Linked DNA regions of Homo sapiens: region 2 is linked to region 1. The links are chromatin loops, found by intact Hi-C in ENCODE. Cell type or tissue: CD4-positive, alpha-beta T cell. All regions are shown on one strand. Links, peaks and the distances in the headings refer to the core of each region. The heading gives the core; the rest is flanking DNA. Region 1 has its middle 12 kb from the start of IQGAP2. Region 2 has its middle 7.7 kb from the start of GCNT4.

Evidence for each region. Peaks named below come from ENCODE experiments on the same cell type or tissue, not always from the same donor. Only the 100,000 strongest peaks of a DNase experiment are listed, where the experiment ranks them.
Region 2: a loop joins it to region 1, with 4 times the contacts of the local background. A loop is called at or near these places in 2 of 110 quality-filtered maps.

Annotation. Positions count from the first base shown.
Region 1 is chr5:76,389,124-76,393,521 of GRCh38, reverse strand. No RefSeq gene overlaps it. Among named protein-coding and RNA genes, the nearest start is that of IQGAP2, 12 kb to the left of the region's middle. In CD4-positive, alpha-beta T cell, for the core only: no CTCF peak of the experiment used is centred there; DNase peaks (open chromatin) are centred at 291 and 2,321.
Region 2 is chr5:75,058,068-75,062,465 of GRCh38, reverse strand. No RefSeq gene overlaps it. Among named protein-coding and RNA genes, the nearest start is that of GCNT4, 7.7 kb to the right of the region's middle. In CD4-positive, alpha-beta T cell, for the core only: no CTCF peak of the experiment used is centred there; a DNase peak (open chromatin) is centred at 2,365; H3K27ac peaks cover 3,021 bases.

The sequences.
Region 1 (4,398 bases), core at 151-4,150:
TTGACAAGTGGCGACATCAACAAAAAGTATCTGCCTACTGCATACAGAGATTATCATTTGATCTGTGTAGTTTCTAAGCCAGGTTCAGTAAAAACAATTGGTTTGAGAAAGCTTTTCATTTTCCTAAGATGTCTGTATTCGAAGCATGTTGGAGTGTTGGAGTTTTTATTTTATCAGGTCACATGTTAGATATTTTTGTGAGAATTTAATACGAACAAAGACCACATACACAGCACAAGGGTGGTGGTGTTGAGATGTAAGACAGGAACCTCCCGCTGATCAGCCACAAGGCCCTTTAGGGGAGGGGAGGCACCACAGTCACCAGAGAAACCCTGCTTCATGTTCTGTCATTTTAAACTCTTCATGTTTATTGTTAGATTTCACATAAGCCTCAGCCCTTCTTCTCACTCAAAGTTCTACATGTTGTGTAGCAGTGTTGCTTTAAGTTATCTTAAAACAAATTTAAACTGTTTTCACTTTGAGAGTGAATTCTACAATTTCTTGAAAGAACTGAAGACATTCTGGGAGGTAAAATTAAACAAAATAGAACAGATTTAGTCATTTATCTTTTGCAAACTGTAATGCTAACTTGAAGTGTCCTTTAAAATGTGGTATATTAAGCTCTTCTGAATGTCTGGAGTTTATATCTTCTCAGGAAACCAGTTAATTAGTATAAACTTGAGGCCTAGAACAATGCTTCATTGAAACTATGAGGTGTGCTTTAAAAACAGACAAAAAAAGCATTATGCTGGAAATGCTGTAGAAAGGATTCATATGCCAGGTGACAGTTCCCTTTCAATAAGCAATAAAATCTTTGATCGATATTTTGAAAATCTGGTCCCAATTCATATGCAATTCCTTTTCAGGATCACCAAAGATTTAGCTGGCATTTAGCATTCCCATGGGCCCAGAAAACCCACGCTCCCTTTGATTTTCTTTCTAATTTTTACACTAACTTATTTGTAAACAAATTACAAATAATGCTTTTAAATGTTAACATGGCTTTTATATTCTTTATTCTGTTTTCAGCATTATTAGAAATTTTTCTTATTCTGCTGCTTAAGTTAGTGCTTCTCTGTGGTAATATAATTTTCAATAGAATTCAACTAACACTGACTATCCACTCTGTTTCAAGGTCTTGGTCAGTTTTAGAGTAATTAGCCTCAAAAATTAGGTTTTGGATTTTTTTTTTTTTTTTGAGACGGAGTCTCGCTCTGTCATCCAGGCTAGAGTGCAGTGGCATGATCTTGGCTCACTGCAACCTCTGCCTCCTGGGTTCAAGCGATTCTCCTGCCTTAGCCTCCCGAGTAGCTGGGATTACAGGTGTGTGCCACCATCCCTGGGTAATTTTTTTTTTTTTTAGTAGAGACGGGGTTTCACCATCTTGACCAGGCTGATCTTGAACTCCTGACCTCGTGATCCACCTGCCTTGGCCTCCCAAAGTGGTGGGATTATAGGCGTGAGCCATCACACCCAGCCAGGTTTTGGATTTTTAAATGAGATATACTGGCATGCTTGGCTATGTACAGTGATTTATTCCCTAAATAAATACAAGTTTACAATTGAATTCAGCTATGTATAGTGACAGCCTGGCATTAACGCTACAAAGTTAGTGTTATGAAATCTAGAAGATTTCTGAGGAACAAAAGTGTTTTATGCTACCAAAAAATTGCATATAGGGTAGTGGTGGTGGAGTGAGAGATAATGTGTATGATTTTTCAAGAACTCTTCCAAAATGGTTCAGTGATTGCATAACCCTTTTCAATGCATGCTCCATTTATTTATTTTTCTATTTCTTTCTTTCTTTATTTTTGGAGACAGAGTCTCGCTCTGTCACCCAGGCTGGAGAGCAGTGGCCCGATCTTGGCTCACTGCAACCTCTGCCTCCCAGGTTAAAGCGAGACCAGCCTGGCCAACATAGCAAAATCCCTATGGCCACGTGCCACCATGCCCAGCTAAATTTTGTACTTTTAGTGGAGACAGGGTTTCACCATATTGGCCAGGCTGGTCTCGAACTCCTGACCTCAGGTGATCTGCCTACCTTGGCCTCCCAAAGTGCTGGGATTACAGGCGTGAGCCACCAAGCCCGGCCTTTTTTTTTTTTTGAGACTGAGTCTTGCTCTGTGGCCCAGGCTGGGGTGCAAAGGCATGATCTCGGCTCCCAAGTAGCTGAGACTACAGGTGCACACCACCATGCCTGGCTAATTTTTTGTATTTTCGGCAGAGATGGGGATAACGTGACCTCAGGTTATCCACCTACCTCGGCCTCCCAAAATTCTAGGGTTACAGGCGTGAGCCACCGCGCGCAGCCAATGCATGGTACCTTGAAACCCACTTCCTCCCTTGAGCAAAATAACCCACAATAGGAACAACGGTTTTCTTTGTTTTTGCTGTCTTCTTATTCCTTGTTACAGATCTTGAGACAAAGCAATTAAAGGTTTTGTTTTGTATATATTTTTGTAATTAGATTTTGGAATTCCACTTGTGTTTACTTCTCTTGCTTTAGTTGCTTAGTCCCTTTAAAAATCCCTAGGATCTAGTGGCCAAGGACCACAAAGGGAAGAGGTCACATTCCTCCTTTCTTCCTCCCTATAATCTCATACTGGGAGGAACTGATTCTTCTCCTGTGATGCCTCTAACAGGCTTCATTGATACCTCAGATGAAAGAGTCCTATTTTAGGAACATTTTTTGAAAGTAAGAAAGAAAGAGGAAAAGGAAAGACGCAAGCTTGAGCTGGTATATAAAATGACTACTTCCAGGTAATTTTCATTTCTTCCCCAAAGAGTTCTCAGGTCTCCATGACTTGGAATGCTTCATAAGTCATCTGTTGTTCTGATTTTACAGCTCTTCAGTTTTATTCATGGCTCTATACCCAGTGCCTTGCATATAGTAGGCACCCAGTGAATATTTTTCAAATCAATGAATAGTTAACTCTAATCTCAGTTCTCTCCAAAATTAACTTATTGGTTTGTCTTCTATCACTTGCCTCAAACTGAAATTTATTTCTTGCCTCTCTCAGGCTCTTTGATACCAGCAAGGCCTGTTGGAAAGGAGAAGTTCAATAATTTCCCATATTTGGCTAATGACCAAACAGCATCTGGTTGTAACAGAGAGCTAATTCTTGGTACCTGACCTATATATGTATTAATGATCACCTACATTGCAGTATCTCCACCCAGAAAATAACAGAGCAGCAGCATAGCAGAATGATATAAAATATTAGCATGGAATCTGGAAAGAGAATCAACTCTGATGTCTCTGAGAAGGAAAAACACTGTGTAACCTCTTGGAAAGTCTCTCACAGGCTTTCAGTGCAAGCATGTTCATTCCAGAGAGCCAGAAAGTTCAACTTCAAGAAAGAGTCTCATGAAACAAAATGCAACATGAATTTAACTTTCCTAGGTGCCACCCATTGTGGACAGGCTCCCATGGTGAGAATGATTCCAGCTAGAGAAAAACCCTGTGGCAACAGCAGGTCATACCGCAGTGGCTCCAGCGCCAGGAACTCTGACAGGGGGCAAAAGTTATGTCAACATGTTCTGGTAGCTCCACTGTCTAGGGACCCGGGAGAAAGAGAGTGGTTAGGAAAAACACAAGCTGCATAAATAAAGGGAGAAGAATGACAGGTTATGCCTAAGAATAGAAAAAGAAATATCTCAAGGGTCATAGTGTAGTTGAGCTGAGTCTATGGTCAACAAAACATCATCGCGGGGCACAGCTGAATGCTGGCTTCTACTCACTCGCTGAGAAGAAGCGAGCTTTGACAGAATTCACTGTGCCATGTCATTTCACTATTTAGCAGTTTCTGAATTTTTTTTTTTTTTTTTTTTTGAGATGGAATCTCTCTCTGTCACCGAGACTAGAGTGCAGTGGTGCGATCTTGGCTCACTGCAACCGCCGCCTCCCAGGTTCAAACGATTGTCCTACCTCAACCTCTGGAGTAGCTGGGACTACAGGCGTGCACCACCACACCCAGCTGATTTTTGTATTTTTAGTAGAGACAGGGTTTCACCACGTTGACCAGGCTGGTCTTGAATTCCTGACCTCAGGTGATATGCCTGCCTTGGCCTCCCAAAGTGCTGGGATCATAGGCATGAACCACGGCGCCCAGCCAGTTTCTGAATTATTAATGCAAAGCTCTGAGAGGGGAGTGGTCAAAATGATAACCTGTTGAGAGAAGAGAAGCAGCCACGAGGGGGTTGGAGAGGATCATTCAGCTTTTTCGCATGGAAGCGGGAGAGCTAAATGCTTACTTATGGAGAAGAGACGAGTTGGCAACAATGGTGAAATTGTGGTTTGAAATGAGCATGTGCGAAAAGCAGCTCCAATACAACAAATGAAACTTGAGTGAAGCATGGAAGGACTTGCTGTACCCTCTGCCCAGAGCCAATTCTGGA
Region 2 (4,398 bases), core at 160-4,159, 1.3 Mb after region 1:
TATAAAGAAAAGAGGTTTAATTGGCTCACGTTTCCGCAGGCTGTACAGGAAGCATGATTCTGGCCATCTGCTTGGCTTCTGGGGAGGCCTTGGGAAACTTATAATCATGGCAGAAGGCAAAGGGTAAGCAGGCATGTCTTACGTGGTGGGAGCAGGAGGAAGTGGGGGGAAGTGCCACACACTTTTAAACAACCAGATCTCATGAGAACTCTATCATGAGAACAGCATTAGGGGGATGGTACTAAACCATTATAAACCACCCCTATGATTCAGTCACCTACCACCAGACCCCACCTCCAACACTGGGGATTACAATTGAACATGAGATTTGGGTGGGGACACAGATCCAAACCATATCACTGACATTACTAGTTTTCTGTTTATGGTTTATCTACCTCATGTATCTGAAAAACTTATTGAGAACAGGTTCAGGGTTTTACACTTTGTATTCCCTATAAAATATCTTGAACATAGTAGGTGATCGAGAAATATCAACCAGTTAGTGTTTTCAGATACAACAACAGAAAACCCTACTCAAAATGGCATAAGCAATAAGGAAAATTTATCATTTCATTTAACAGATCCAGAGGCAGGAACTTCAGGGTTGATTAAGTCTTCAACTCAACAATGTCATTATTGTTTTCACAATTCTTCTTGGTCCCTTCACAGTGCCAAGATGGCTGTGCTGTTACAGGTTGTTATACATGTAGAAATAGCATCATTAGGATAAGGAATTAGACATTTTTTCCAAGACATTTATTTTGGAAAGAAACCTTCCCTGAACACACTCTAACCCCAGGAAACTTGTGTCTCATCGGCCAGAACTGTACCACCTACCATTCCTCTCTAGCCAGGGAAGTGGTGTTACCTTAATTGGTTGAGAGAAGTACATGCACATGTGCAGGTGAGCAGTCCGCTGCACAAATTCCAGACTCTGCCAGCTAAAAAACAAATAAGCAAGCAGAAACAAAATGGGGGAGGGAGGATGGAGGAGATTGGGGTAAGAGCTAATATTTATTGAGCACTTATATATACCAGTCATTGTTATAAGCACCTTTGATGTATTAACTCATTTAATCCTCACCACAACTTAAAAGGTGGGAGATTATTATTATCCCCATTTTGCACATGAGGTAGCAGGTGCAGGATGAAGTAATGTGACCACATAGCAACTACCAAATGGTGGAGCAGGGATTCGAACCTGGTAATCTGGCATCAGAGCTCATGCTGTTAGGCACTGTGTATGTCTCTTGCTCAACCAAAAGTATTTACCTGAAAATATACGTTAAATTATTAAAACAGTGTCAGAATCATTCTGAGTAATGGTGGCCCTATTGATTCCTTCCACTTATACATGCTGGGGAAGTCAACTTTTGCTCCCTTCGAATGAATGAAAGGCAGACAGGGCAGACAGAAATACTCATTGAGGGCCAAGCCTGGGTGGCTCACGTCTGTAATTTCAACCCTTTGGGAGGCTAAAGCAGAAGGATCGCTTGAGCCCAGGAATTCGAGGTTACAGTGAACTATGATTGCAACACTGTGCTCCAGCATGGGTGAGAGAGTGAGACCCTGTCTCTAAAAAGATAAACATAAACTCACTGAGAGAAAATGGAATGCAGAAGCCTCACTGATAAGTTCTAATATAAACACATTAGTACCTGCTCTTGAGTCTCTCTCTTTTCCAATCTAGCGCATTCCAGGAAAAAAAGAAAAAAAAAAGCTTTATTCAAATCTTATTCCATTCGAGATATTTCTCAAATTCAATGTGCACTGGGAACTAGCTTGTTGCTTTTAAGTGAATGTATGTGCCCAGTGGGCCTGGATTTTAAGTCCCTTTGGATTTTCTGTGCTATTGAAGGCCACGAGCACATCAGCTCTGCATGTGTTTCTTTGGAGTCCCTCTCCAATTTTTTTCTCATCTCATTTTGTTGAAGCCTATTTTAAGGAAACGAGGGACACATCTTTCTTAACATGTAAAAGCCAAGAAATGTGATTCATTTCTCCTTAAACTTCATTTTAATGTTCTTATGTCCCTAATTTTTTTTAGCCATCTAAATAAGAGGAACAGAATTTGAGGCCATGTCAAATCAACTTGCCTCAGACTTTAGCCCCTAGGTCAGGATTTGTGGTTAACTTCTCAATTCCTGGACATATTTTTAAGTTCCTATTTTTTTCTTTTGGGCTACGATGCTTTTTAAGCTTTAAAGTAGAAATGGTAGATGCAAACATTTGAAGCTGTAATGTCAATACTGGTATTCTAAAAGTTAAAAGCAGTTAACATTTATGTTTTTGGCTGTTCTCAAGACATCTTAAAGTTCCGTGACGTATGGCAGTTTGGCTGAGATATGAGGTTCTATGTTATCCTTCAAAGCTGGAGGCAAGGAAGTGGTAAGGCAAGTTGCCTAGCTGGTGGGTGAGCCTCACCAGTCACCTTACATCTTTATCTCAGCATAGCTTTTTTGTTCTCTGTTCCTTATTGCCTACACAGTAACTGTCATGAAATGATTAAATAGAGCAAAGTCAAAACTATTTTTCTTTGTGTAAAAATGGCCCCAAAAGAAATGCTGATGATGGAAATGAAAAGGTTTAAGAAAATGTGTCTTAGCCCCCACCCAAAATCCAGGATAAATAAAAAAAAATAGACAGTAAAATTTAGAAGAGCCCAGCTCTGTGACACAAATGACTTTATATGTAGTAATGCAAGCCCAGAGAGGCCCTAGCCCTCTGGAATTGTGGACCGTCTTTTCCTTTAGAAGCACTGTGGGATGACTTGAGCCTCGCAGTCCACTAACACCCCACTTTTAGTACCTCTACCCCATTTCTCTACATTTTCCCCAAGAAGTTACATTCTCCCACTATGGCTGCTTTTCTATGAAACTCTCCATCAGCCTGCCGGTCAGGTTGGTCCCTGGGCATTGCTGTCAGTCTCTAGTGCTGTCGCCACCTCCTCCATCCTTCTGCCTTATGCTAACCTCACCCCACCTGGTTCCTTTTTCCCCACAGCACCATCCATGCCAGCTGATGTGGAACAAGCTTTGCTTAAGGCTTGCTGGCAAAGAGGAAAGAATTATAGCACAACACAGCACAGCAAATAGCTTAAAATGACTGGACGTGACCTCTACCACAGAGAATTTCTCCTTGTTGACATTCTCTTCAGACCTGTTTTTGGCAGAGGATATGAGTATAAGTTCTAGGCTGACATCCCAGCTCTACCAATCCCTAGTCATAGAACCTTGTAATCCTCCCCAGTCTCATCCTATGTCTGTAAATGGGGCTGCCAATGTGCCTCCCTCCTACAGTTTTTGTGGGGGATTAAATGAGGTACTCTGTGCAAAGCAGGCATCACAGTGGCTGATACATAGTGACTGCTCAATAAATGATAGCTGTTGTTATTATGAAGATTATATGGGCCAGGCTCTCCTCTTTCTTTCTAAACCTCTAATTAGCAACACTGCGGCCTCTCTCTCTCTCTCTCCTCTCTGCCACCCACAAACACACACACACACACAAAGAAAAACAACTCCCTTATATCGAATACAGCAGAATCTTTGAGAATGAGTCTGAGCATCAGTAGTCCCAGGGACTAGGGTTTGAATGTGTTCTCCAAAGTTCATGTGTTGGAAACTTAATCCTCAATGCAACAGTGTTGAGAGGCGGAACCCTTAAGAGGTGATTACATCATGAGGGCTCTGCCTTGGGCTTTAATACCCTGCCCAAGTTTGCCCCCACCTAAGAGATTCTAATTTCATTGGTCTGGAGTGGGTATCAGTATTTTTAAAATCTCCTCCAGATAACTACAATGAACAGCCACTGACCTCTGCAACCTGCTGTTATCAATTCACTTTTCTTTCCCACCAACCCTCTATTACTGTAGTAATGCACGTTTCCCAGACAGTCCTATTAAAAGAATCACCTGGGATATGTCTTAAAACTATAGATTCCTGAGCCCCACTCTAGGCTTACTGAATCAGAACCTGCAGCAAATTTTTTTCCAAATGCCTAGATGAGTCTTATCAGGCAAATGTGAGGAGCATTAATCCAAGCTATCTTAGTCCATTCTCAGTTGGTTAATATGTATTTTATTCATTTATTTAACAACCATTTAATGAGCACCTAATATGTTCCCAACATTTCTTTAGGTGCTAGGAATACAGCAGAGAATAAGATAAAGCTCATGCCCTCAGAGATAGTATGTCTAGGAGCAGAGTAAACAAGCAACAATTTAATTTCAGATAGTAATAAGTGTCATAAAGACCACAGAGCAGGAAAAAGGCCAACAGGTGATGTGGAGGTGGGACAGGCCGTTGTTCTAAAAAGAGTAGCCAAGGAGGGCCTGTTTTCAAGAAGTCACATCTGAACAGTGAACTGAGTAATAACTGCTTACAAATTCCATTGCAA